Linked DNA regions of Homo sapiens: region 1 is linked to region 2. A link is a contact called in ENCODE Hi-C data. All regions are on one chromosome and are shown on one strand. The core of a region is the stretch at or near the end of the contact, and the rest is flanking DNA. Distances in the headings are between cores, read along the strand shown. Region 1 overlaps LOC105370062 (a long non-coding RNA gene). Region 2 overlaps LOC107984449.

Evidence for each region. A loop is a pair of places that touch in the nucleus more often than their neighbours do. Pooled maps may share reads with other maps.
Region 1: a loop to region 2 is called in a map of mammary epithelial cell, with 9 times the contacts of the local background. The contact joins two enhancer-like sites. A Hi-C loop is called at or near these places in 4 of 168 maps with a recorded cell type or tissue (MCF 10A, PC-3, PC-9 and 1 more), 9 of 37 single-sample maps with no recorded cell type and 15 of 50 pooled maps.

The regions. Positions count from the first base shown.
Region 1 is chr12:127,163,606-127,169,995 of GRCh38, reverse strand. The region is part of intron 1 of LOC105370062 (a long non-coding RNA gene); the gene reads left to right. Among named protein-coding and RNA genes, the nearest start is that of LINC02405, 110 kb to the right of the region's middle. Within about 2 kb of position 3,840, at least 26 of the 41 ENCODE cell types and tissues checked have a DNase peak (open chromatin) inside an H3K27ac peak, as active enhancers do; they include PC-3, PC-9 and mammary epithelial cell, where a contact is called at or near this core.
Region 2 is chr12:127,121,819-127,128,049 of GRCh38, reverse strand. All of the region lies in intron 2 of LOC107984449, which reads right to left. Among named protein-coding and RNA genes, the nearest start is that of LINC02405, 65 kb to the right of the region's middle. RefSeq lists enhancers at 2,110-2,179, 1,045-2,244. Within about 2 kb of position 1,934, at least 5 of the 41 ENCODE cell types and tissues checked have a DNase peak (open chromatin) inside an H3K27ac peak, as active enhancers do; they include PC-3, PC-9 and mammary epithelial cell, where a contact is called at or near this core.

The DNA.
Region 1 (6,390 bases), core at 2,591-5,090, 40 kb before region 2:
TTATTTCCTCAATATATCAGAAATTTAAGTAACTGCCATTCTTGTGTATTTATGCAGGGGCTTAGGTGCATGTATTATTCATCTGGAGATTTCTCTCTGTGTTCACGTGTCTACAGCTCCACATTCCTAAATGGAATTCAATGGAAGACAACTTAAGATCCATGCCTGCCCACAGGAATTTCACTAGTGTCAGCTTTTTTTTTTTTGAGATGGAGTTTCGCTCTTGTTGCCCAGACTGCAGTGTAATGGCACAATCTCAGCTCACCGCAACATCCGCCTCCCCGGTTCAAGCAATTCTCCTGCCTCAGCTTCCCAAGTAGCTGGGATTACAGGCATGCGCCATCACACCCTGCTAATTTTGCATTTTTAGTACAGACGGGGTTTCTCCATGTTGGTCAGGCTGGTCTTGAACTCACCACCTCATGTGATCCGCCCGCCTCGGCCTCCCAAAGTGCTGGGGAGATTCAGCGCTTTAAACATCCTCATTGACTGATGTTTGGCTCTCTGTGGAATAGTGTGCACGTGTTTGTGCAGGTGTGGGTGGAGGCTGAGTTACTCTGACCTTCTCATGCAGATATGCCCTTGTTCTCGGAGCAGGAAACGCCCATGGAAATTGAAGAAGCATTATCATCTCATGTGCTTTCCTCTCTCCTGCTCCCACTACTCACCAACTGAATGTAGGATGAGGAAGGCGTGAAAGTGTTAGAAAAACATTGTTTGGTTAAAAAGATCTTGACATCTGAAGGGGTATATCAACTTCAACTTCCATCTCCTGAGATGGTACCAAAAAAAAGATGGAACACAACTATTAAAACAAAGAACTTCAGATGGTTGCTTTTTACTGAAGTTGTCAGGAAATATAGCACTATCCAGACCATATTTCTTACTACCATATTTGTGACTGTTCCTAAAATTTCCACCAACACAGTCCCCCTTATGTTCCCAAAAAGCTCCCATTAAAATGGAAACTGACATCTGAATTTGGTCAATCTGCTAACAATTATTGAACATATTATTTCAAATCAGTTTTTCCATTATGGAGCTTTTATCTTGGAAATGACAGAGAGGGGTATTGAGGAAGTGACACACTGAATGGATATGTTTTGATGTGGAAAGGGGCAAAAAAAAAAAAAAAGAAATCCAAAGTATCTGAAGTCGTTTCTTTTGAAGTTTTCATTATTTTGACTTTCTAGTAAAGTTTTCCTTGGTTAATATTAAAGTATGCATGTTCATACACAGCATTTTAGAAATAAAGGGAGGCAGACTGGTACTGGAGGGACATTGCCTGAGATTTCTTCTGTTTAAAGCGATGAATCCTAACATATGACTGAAACTCGGAGTGTCTGCCATTGTGGTGGGCAGAACCTACCACTTCTGTTTCCACATTAGACTAAATATTGCACAGAACACAGTGGCAATGAGAGTGCTATCTTGCAAACATAGCTAAGATTGGAATTTTGGCTTTCCCTGTGGAAGAACTCTGTGTGTGACTATGTTTTTATATTTGAAAACGAGGAAAGAAATCTCTTTCATCTGATGATGAATTTTGTTTCTTACATGGGCCTTCAGCAAAGTTCAAAAACTGTGAGATGTCCTTCATGGAGCAACTGCTGGAATGCGCTTCATAGCAGCTGTTAAGATAAATAATTCACTGTTAATAGGTTCCAGGGGCATTCCTGAAACTGCCCACCAAGTTGGGTAATGGCATAATGGCGCAAAGCAAAGAGAAAATATGATTATTTATTCCCATTCACCCTTGCTGGTTATAATAAAAAAGAGACTCAGGCTCTATTTCCTAATCTTGTGTGTGTGTATGTGTGTGTGTGTGTGTGTGTGTGTGTGTTTAGATGGAGTCTCACTCTGTCACTCTGGCTAAAGTTCAGTGGCATGATCTCGGCTCAGTGCAACCTCTGCCTCCCGGGGTCAAGTGATGCTCATGCCTCAGCCTCCCGAGTAGCTGGGATTACAGGCGCCTGCCACCACACCCAGCTAATTTTTTATTTTTAGTAGAGACAGGTTTTCACCATGTTGGCCAGGCTGGTCTTGAACTCCTGACCTCACGTGATCTGCCACCTAACCTGGCTCTATTTCCTAATCTATAAGTCAATCATGACTGATGTACAGAGGAACAATATATCTTTGCAGCCTTAATTCTTTGGTAGAAGATAGTACCATTTTGGTTTTACAAGAAATCTATCCTTCTGTACTCAAGGTTCATTTCATTTTTAAAAATTGGCATCTCTACTGTCTAAATCACCCAATCTGAGGCTCAGTCATGCCATTTAAGATCCACAGCCGATTATGGAGTGGGGCAGAGAGAAAGTAGGAAGAAAACACATTAGATGCAGGTTTCTAACTGACCCACAGCCACAGATAAATGTATTTGTTAATATTTTGAAAGAGTTATACTTGCATGCACCTATCAGAAATAAGAATCTTTTTAATGGAAGCATTTAAAGTATAATACATTGTACATTTTTTTTTCCATTTGTCAATAAATTAAGATGGCTGAGCATGTGGGCTTGGACTGGGTCTCTCCCAGCCTCTGAGAGATGATGCCAAACCCCATCTCTGGATGTCTCTCCCCTTCCTTCTTCCACCCTATCCCACATTGGGCTGCATAATTCAACAGGGGCCTCCACTGACATTATCTCACAACAGAGTTATTGCAAGACCACTCATTTATTATAGGGCAACTCTTTGCTGCCTGTCACTTCCCTTAGGTTTCAACGTCAGTCAATGCAGGCACCATACCTGCTTTCCTGAGTGCCTCCTGCTATGTAGCAAGGGTCTAACCCTCACCATATATTTGAAAGTAAATTTGTGAGGTCAAACATAATTACATTTGCCTGGCATGGTGGCTCACACCTGTAATCCCAGCCCTTTGGGAGGCCGAGCCAGGCGGATCACTTGAGGTCAGGAGTTCAAGACCAGCCTGGCCAACGTGGTGAAACCCCATCTCTACTAAAAATACAAAAAATTAGTCAGGCATGGTGGCGGGTGCCTGTAATCCCAGCTACTTGGGAGGCTGAGGCAGGAGAATCGCTTGAATCCAGGAGGCTGAGGTTGCAGTGAGCTGAGACTGTGCCACTGCACTCCTGCCTAGATAACAGAGTGAGATCCTGTCTCAAACCAAACAAACAACAAACAAAATTCTCCAGGTGTGGTGGTGGGTGCCTGTAGTCCCAGCTCTTCAGGAGGCTGAGGTGAGTGGATTGCTTGAGCCGGGAGAAGGAGTTTACAGTGAGCCTAGATCACACCGCTGCACTCCAGCCTGGGTGACAGAGGGAGACTCCGTCTCAAAAAACAAAACCAAACAAAAAAAGATAATTGGAAGCTTTGACATGGTTGTATCTTAGAATATGTGCAAATAAAAATGCAAATAAAAAATGTGTACCAACTCACTGAGGCATTTTGTTGAGGTGATGTATCATTTTCCTCATTGCCAGCAGGTGACACAAGAAGAGTTTAAAACAACAGCGGCTTTTAATTGCTTACAGAGCTTTCTCAATTAAAAGTCTAGTGTTGTGACTGCTTAAAAAATCAGATCCCATTGGCTGAGGAGCCAATGGGGCGAAGCTACCATCTGTGGGATTATGACTGAACGCCTCTTAAGTCAGAATCCCGCCCAGGCGGAACGATACGGCAGCCCCGCGGCGCCTCGGTTGGCCTCGGTCGGCCTCGGATGGCCTCGGTCGGCCTCGGTCGGCCTCGGTCGGCCTCGGTCGGCCTCGGATGGCCTCGGTCGGCCTCGGTCGGCCTCGGTCGGCCTCGGATGGCCTCGGTTGGCCTCGGTCGGCTCGGTTGGCCTCGGATGGCCTCGGATACCTCGGATAGCCGGTCCCCGCCGGCGGGCCGCCCCGCCCCGCGCTGGGACCAGGGTCCGGTGCGGAGTGCCCTTTGTCCTGGGAAACGGGGCGCGGCCGGAAAGGCGGCCGCCCTCTCGCCCGTCACGCAACGCACGTTCGTGGGGAACCTGGCGCTAAACCATTCGTAGACGACTTGCTTCTGGGTCGGGGTTTCGTACGTAGCAGAGCAGCTCCCTCGCTGCGATCTATTGAAAGTCAGATCTCCACACAAGGGTTTGTAAAAAAATAATAATAATAATAAAAATAAAAAATAAAAAATAAAAAAACCATCAGATCCCCATGGCTGACAGATGCTTTAAAGGTAGTGACCCCATCCCTCCAGGCTCAGCTGCTTCCTCCACTTTCTCCTCCTCCAGGAAGCCTTCCCTGACCACAGCAGACCATGATGGTCTTTCCCTTCTCTCACTTCCACGCTCTGACCCCACAGTTGGGGTAAGCACCAGTTTATCCCAAAGCTAAGGAGCTCCGGGGCCTCTACGGAAAATAGAAAAGTTTCTTAACGTTACCCTAATAAGTTGTAACAAATGTAGTGGCTAAAAACAATATAAATTTATTATATGACAGTTCTTTTTTTTTTTTCTTGATATAGAGTCTCACTCTGTTACCCAAACTGGAGTGCAATGGCACGATCTCGGTTCACTGAAACCTCCGCCTCCCAGATTCAAGCAATTCTCCCACCTCAGCCTCCCGAGTAGCTGGGATTACAGACACCTGCCATCATACCTGGCTAATTTTTGTATTTTTGTAGAGACGGGGTTTCACCATGTTGGCCAGGCTGGTCTTGAACTCCTGACCTCAAGTGATCTGTCCGCCTTGGCCTCTCAAAGTGCTGGGATTACAGGTGTGAGCCATCGCGCCTGGCCAATATTACAGTTCTGAAAGTCAAAATGGTAACATGGTAATCTAGTAAGCTCAAAACGTTACTCGTGTTGGCTATGTTTTGTGTGTTACAAAGCATTGCCAGTATCTTTTTTTTTTAATCCTCAGATGGTCACTTCTTTATCCAGAGGGATGGCCTGTATAAAGGGATGGTCAGATCCCTGTATCTTTTTTGACTAAATTGCATTAATAGTTGACAATGTCCTTGCTTTCAATCATAACAAGATATACAGGTTCATTTTGTACCTTTTCAGACCAATATTTGGAATCAGCCATTTCCTTTTGGGGCTCTGGTTCTCTTTACTGGTCAATAGCATTTAGAGATCACAGTCTGGGTCCTGGGAGTAGCCATCTCTTCCTTAGTGCACCAATGTCTTGATTACTATCAATTAATAGTAAGTCTTAAAATTGGGTATGGCTTCTTCCAACTACTTTTTTGATTTTCGACATTGTTTTGGTCTTCTAATTCATTTTGTTTTCCATATATATTATAGAATTAGCATATCTATAACTATAAAAATCCTGGTGGGATTTTAAGTAGTATTGCATTAAATTTAAAGATCCATTTGGGGAAAAGTAACATCTTTACTATGTTGACATGAATTAGTTCTCATTTTATGTAGGTAGTCACTGATTCTGTTATCAGCATTTGTAATTTCCAACATACCAACCTTTACATGTCTTGTTAAATCTATATCAATGTATTTCACTTTAGGGGAGCTATTCTACATAGCAGTGGGGTGTGTGTGTGTTTTAATTTGAGTTTCTAATTATACACTGGTAAGATATAGAAATTTGGTAGATTTGGGGGTTAACCTTGTATTCTGAGACCTTGCTAAATTCACGCATTAATTCTAGAAGGTTTTTGGAGATTACTTAGGATTTTCAGGCTTCTCATTAACCTCAGGAGGCTGCTCCACAATGACATTGCTTGTCCTGACCTCTGAGCCAGACTTACTAGGCATTGCCTTTCCGGAAGATTGTTGGCTGTCATGGCAAAGAGAGACAAACGAGTAAGATGAAGCATGCAGGCCTCTAATATCTTACACCTGGAAGTGACCCACATGATTTCTGCTCACATTTAATTGGCCAAAACAAGACACATGACCACTTCTCAGTCAATAATTTTGTGAAGTGCTCTCTTACGTGTATGCCTGGAGAGAGACAGAAAACAACATATTTTCCAAGCACCCTAGTATGGTACAACAGAAGATGTTCAAATCTGTTAGGATTCCTTTCTGTAACATGGGCCAATCCTGGGAAATTAAAGGCCTTCGTGCTCTGGTTTTCTGTGAGGTGCAGAGAATATCTTAATATTGCATCTTTAATTGACTGAAATGGTAGAAGTGTGTGTTTTAAGGTAGTGGTTGTCAAACTTGCAGAGCTTTGTAAAAAAAAAAAATGAACTCCCCAGGTGACTACTGCTAGATCTTCAGACCTCTAAATCTGGGATAGGACTCAGGAATCTTTGTTTTAGAAAGCTCCTTAAGTGTTTTCATTATTAGAGCTGGGAACCACTCCATGAGGGATAGAAAGAGACCTGGGCCCCAGGTGGTAATGAAGTGAGCTGACCTGCTTGCCAGACCCCAGTGACTTCCTCTTCAGGAGAAGCCCTGTCTCTTCCTGTAGGTGACTCTCAGGC
Region 2 (6,231 bases), core at 685-3,184:
GTGGCCTCTACTCCTTTTTTTGTATGGGGATGTTTTGCAAAAACAGCTGCTTTCAACATGTGCCCTGCCCAGAGAGCACCTGCACCATCTCATGCCAGTCCTAGGCAGGTAGCCTCTTTCTTGCATCTTCTATCTTCTCCCTCTACAACTCATCACCAACCTGGATGGAAGGGAGGGGAGACAAAGCAGGAGAAAAGAAGCCCCCTCTCTTCTCCCACAGCGTGTCCAGAGGGATAAGAGAGAGTCTGGGTATGCAGGTTGCTAACCCAGGATGGCTTATTTAAACAGTAAGCAAGAACATACACAAAAACAAACAAAATGAAAACTTTCATTGGACTTCTGTTGAAAATCCAGGAGACTATTATGTCTCAGAAGCCCACATTTCTATGGGGTGACCACTGGCTGGAGCTGTCGCCCCCTTAGACAGATCAGTTCCTCCTCCTGTCACTGCAGCCCACTCTGCTGCTCTGGGTTCTGTCATGAGCTGGATTGTGTGTGCTCATAATACGTATGTTCAACTTCTCACCTTCAGGACCTCAGAATATAACTGTATTTGAAGAGAGGGTCTTTAGAGAAGTGGTAATTTAATAAAAATGAGGTTGTTATGGCAGGTCCTAATCCAATCTGACTGGTGCCTTTATAAGAAATGGAGATTAGGCCAGACACGGTGGCTCACACCTGTAACCCTAGCAGTTTGGGAGGCTGAGGCCAGCGGATCACCTGAGGTCAGGAGTTTGAGACCAGCCTGGCCAATGTGGTGAAACCCCTATCTCTACTAAAAAAAAAAAAAAAAAGTAGCTGGATGTGATGACAGGTGCCTGTGAACTCTGGAAGCTGAGGCAGGAGAATCACTTGAACCTGGGAGGCGGAGATTGTAGTGAGCCAAGATTGCACCACTGCACATCAGACCGAGCAACAGAGTGAGACTCCATCACAAAAAACAAAAAAAGAAAAGAAAAGAAAAAGAAAAAAGAAAAAAAAAGGAGATTAGGATACAGACACTGAGTAGACTATGTGGGGACACAGGGAGAAGACGGCCACCTACAAGCCAAGGAGAGAGGCCTCAGAAGAAAGTCACCCTACAGACACCTTGATCTCAGACTTCCAGCCTCCAGAACTGTGAGGAAATGCATTTATGCTGTTTAAGCCACCCAGTCTGTGGAGCTTTGTTATGTCAGTTTGAGCAAATTAATATAAATTTCCATTGCTATGCCTCTTCCTTTTGACCCATGTATCTGATCTTCCTGGAGATTGTAGGCCATTTGGATGTGTGATTTTGATTTGAACTCATTTTTCATAGGTTTAATATACAAAGTTTTGCAATATGCAAGTGTAGTAGGGCTCCTAAAAATGTCCATAGGCTAGTCCCTGGAGCTGTTGAACATGTTATTTTGTAAAAGGGACTTTGCAGATGTGATTCAGTGCCTTGAATTGGGAGATCACCCAGGATTATCTGTGTGAGTCCTGTGTAATCATGTTTTCTAATAAGGAGAAGGACTGAGGGTCAGAGTCAGAGGAGAGGTGACCACAATAGCAGAGGTTAGAGTGTCAGGAGTGCTGGCAGAGGGACCTAAGGAAAGGACTGCAGGTGGCCTCTGGAAACTGGAAAACACAGCCAGGAGTACGCTCTCCCCTGGAGCCTCCGACAGGAACACAGAGCCAGGAGTAGATGCTCCCCTGGAGCCTCCAACAGGAACACAGCCCTGCTGATAGCTTGATTTCAGCCACACAGACTAATTTCTAGACTCTGACCTCTAAAAGTATAAGACAGCAAACTGATATTGTTTTAAGCCACCTTGCTTATTCATTTGTGAATATGGGCATCACTGACTCATCCCACTGGGATGTACACTGCCCAAGGCAGGAATCTTGCCTATCTTGTTTCATGCTGTGTCTGTGGCACCTAGAACAGTGCCTAGCACACACAATTACAAAAACAAAACAAAACAAAAACACAAAGTGCTCAGTAAAGTCCTGCTAAGCAAATGACTCATCCACATTTCCCAGCCATGGAGGAGTAGAGATGACACGCCCATCAGGCCATTCCACTCACTGGGAAACCCCCATGACTTGCACCTTTGCCTGAGGTTGGATGCAGAACCCTGTGGGCAGGAAGATAGACCGATGCTGTTGAGTGAATGATGATTAACTGAGTTCCATGTTTATGCATTTACAACACAGCAGGCTCTAAGTTAAGCATCTCTCATTTACTTCTCAGGACAGTCCTACAATACAGGTACTTTGATCATCCCCAGAGTGCCTAGGAGACAGGCTCACCAGTGAGGAGTGATGCAGCCCAGGACTCACAGTGGTGAGTAATATTCAAAATGCAAGCTGTTGCCTGCATATGGTCTGTGTGTGTCTCCATGACCGTGTTGTATATGGCAGCTGCTGTGGGGTAGAAACCCCCTAGTGGTTTTGGTGTCCTGAGAGCTGAGTTTAATATTCTACATCACTGCTGTGATACAGAGTCTGATTCCATTTTTAATGGTTGGCCCCTGACCCCTTTCAAGCCCCCACCCTCACCTGTCCTGGTAAGAAAGTCCAGCATCGCCTCCCTCAGCACTGTAGGGAGTTGAGCCATGCAAGCCAGGACTTGTGCACTGGAGCCCACCCCAGCCTGCCTCCCATTAGCAATCAGAGGCAAGGCTGCCCTCCCTCTATCCCCCACCCTCTATCCCCCACCCTCTATCCCCCTCCCTCTATCCCCTCCCTCTATCCCCTCCCTCTATCCCCCACCCTCTATCCCCCTCCCTCTATCCCCCACCCTCTATCCCCCACCCTCTATCCCCCACCCTCTATCCCCCCTCCCTCTATCCCCCACCCTCTGTCCCCCCCTCTATCCCCCACCCTCTATCCCCCACGCTCTATCCCCCTACCTCTATCACCCACCCTCTATCCCCCTCCCTCTATCCCCTCCCTCTATCCCCCTCCCTTTATCCCCCACCCTCTATCCCCCCTCCATCCCCCACCCTCTATCCCCCTCCCTCTATCCCCTACCCTCTATCCCCAACGCTCTATCCCCCTACCTCTATCCCCCTCCCTCTATCCCCCACCCTCTATCCCCCACCCTCTATCCCCACCCTCTATCCCCTCCATCCCCCACCCTCTATCCCCCTCCCTCTATCCCCCACCCTCTATCCCCCCTCCCTCTGTCCCCCCCTCTATCCCCTCCCTCTATCCCCCACCTTCTATCCCCCACCCTCTATCCCCCACCCTCTATCCCCCCACCCTCTATCTGCCACCCTCTATCCCCCTCCCTCTATCCTCCACCCTCTATCCTCCATGCTCTATCCCCCACCCTCTATCCCCCTCCCTCTATCCCCCACCCTCTATCCCCCTCCCTCTATCCCCCACCCTCTATCCCCCACCCTCTATCCCCCTCCCTCTATCCCCCACCCTCTATCCCCCTCCCTCTATCCCCCCACCCTCTATCCCCTCCCTCTATCCCCCACCCTCTATCCCCCTCCCTCTATCCCCCACCCTCTATCCCCCACCCTCTATCCCCCTTCCCTCTATCCCCCACCCTCTGTCCCCCCCTCTATCCCCCACCCTCTATCCCCCACACTCTATCCCCCTACCTCTATCCCCCACCCTCTATCCCCCTCCCTCTATCCCCTCCCTCTATCCCCCTCCCTCTATCCCCCACCCTCTATCCCCCTCCCTCTATCCCCTCCCTCTATCCCCCACCCTTTATCCCCTCCCTCTATCCCCCTCCATCCCCCACCCTCTATCCCCCTCCCTCTATCCCCCACCCTCTATCCCCCACCCTCTATCCCCCACCCTCTGTCCCCCCCTCTATCCCCCACCCTCTATCCCCCATGCTCTATCCCCCTACCTCTATCCCCCACCCTCTATCCCCCTCCCTCTATCCCCTCCCTCTATCCCCCACCCTTTATCCCCTCCCTCTATCCCCCTCCATCCCCCACCCTCTATCCCCCACCCTCTATCCCCCCTCCATCCCCCACCCTCTATCCCCCTCCCTCTATCCCCCTCCCTCTATCCCCTACCCTCTATCCCCAACGCTCTATCCCCCTACCTCTATCCCCCTCCCTCTATCCCCCACCCTCTATCCCCCTCCCTCTGTCCCCCCCTCTATCCCCTCCCTCTATCCCCCACCCTCTATCCCCCATGCTCTATCCCACACCCTCTATCCCCCCACCCTCTATCTGCCACCCTCTATCCCCCTCCCTCTATCCTCCACCCTCTATCCTCCATGCTCTATCCCCCACCCTCTATCCCCCTCCCTCTATCCCCCACCCTCTATCCCCCTCCCTCTATCCCCCACCCTCTATCCCCCTCCCTCTATCCCCCCACCCTCTATCCCCCTCCCTCTATCCCCCACCCTCTATCCTCCTCCCTCTATCCCCCTCCCTCTATCCCCCACCCTTTATCCCCCATGCTCTATCCCCCTACCTCTATCCCCCACCATCTATCCCCCTCCCTCTATCCCCCACCCTCTATCCCCCTCCACCCCCCACCCTCTATTCCCCTCCCTCTATCCCCCACCCTCTATCCCCCACCCTCTGCTCCACTCAAGCCATGGGCTCCATTGGTACTAGGAACAATCCTGCTGTCCCCAAAAGTCCCAGTTGTGACTAATAAACTGTTACATACATTTTATGTGCATTTTTGGATCAACAATCTCAACACTGGTCTCAGCATCCTAACCAATGTGTGGAGGGACTGGGGACAGGTAGGTCTTCCCTCCACCAGAAAACCACAAGTCAACTACTTAATATCTGAGTTACCTTGCAACGAGTGTCTCTAACCACACCTTACTTTCCTGGATCGTAAAATGGTGAGAATGAAATTCCCTACCACAGAAGCTCACAGGGAAAAACCCTCTTTGAAGCATTGCATATAGGGTATGTACTAGTGATGCTAATAGTGACGGCAGAGAAGAAACTCATATTTAGAATTTTATTTTTTTACTCCATGAAGCCATGGGAAACAGATGAGAACAATTTGGGCTCTTGCTAAATGAGGATGAAAAAGAACTAACTGTCCTGACATGTCACCATGGCTATGGTTATTTAGGTCCAGTCCTCACTGAAGGACTGATGAGTTATGCTGAACCTCCTTGAGGGCAGACAATCTACATAAATTACCTGGAATTATTCTACACAAGAGACTTGTTTCTTCTCTTCTATTGATTGATTTAAGCATTTATGTCAAGATGTCTCATGAATATTTTCTTTGTACTTTGGGTTACCCAAAAGTATTTTATTTATTTTGTTGCATGAATTTGTCTAGCACTGGCTGCTGAGAACGCTTTCAGTTTGTACCTTTGCATACCCCCAACAATGATTTTTTTTTTCTTTTGAGCACTTCCTTACGTTCTGGCACAACAAGATGCTCCAGCCTCATTTTACATATTCTCTGTCTCAGTCCTAGAATCAGTCATTTTCCCAGGAAACTGTGGTTCTTTTCATGGGAGAATGGTATTAAAAATCAACATCTGGATTCTGGGTAGGCTTGCTTCTAAATAGGTAGACCTTCTTTTCCTATAATGGAGTTACATCACACACGCATTGCATCAATTATGTGTGTGTGTGTGTGTTTGAAAAAGAGAGAGAGAGATCAGACAGTGCTGTGTATTGCTCTACTAAAGTAGCTCATGTGAGATGTACAGCAAATGCTTCCTCAACTTGTCAAGCCATTATAAAATAACTTATATATTAGTTTTCTATACTGTCTAAGATCTTACCGTAAATTTGGAGGCTTACAATTTATGAGCTCGTGGTTCTGGGGGCCAGAAGTCCAGGCAGACATGACGAGGTTCTCTGTTCAGTCTCACAAGGCCGACATCTAGGTATTGACCTGATGGGGCTCTTTTAATCTTTTTTTTTTTATTTTAAGTTTTCTCAGTCATCTCTGTGTCTCTCTCTGGTAATGGTCCAGGACTTATGTCTATGTATTATGTGACAGCTTAGACAGTGCTGAGGATTCAGTCTTTGCCCTGATGAGAAAGCATATACCTCCTGGGCTTTCTTGCAGTCATTTCTTGCCCATTTTTCTTATGAAAAATATTTGGCTGCTCCAGTCACTGCACTTGATGAGATTAAAGTCTGTAGCTGTCTCAGGCGCAACTAGCTAAAAACACATCATGACATCTTTCTCCAAAGCCATTTTTAGAACAAATTATTGAAGCCTTGGCACCCCTCCATGACATTCCCTGGGAAAGACAGCAGGACTCTGTTTCTGTCCTGGGACATACCAGGTAAAGGC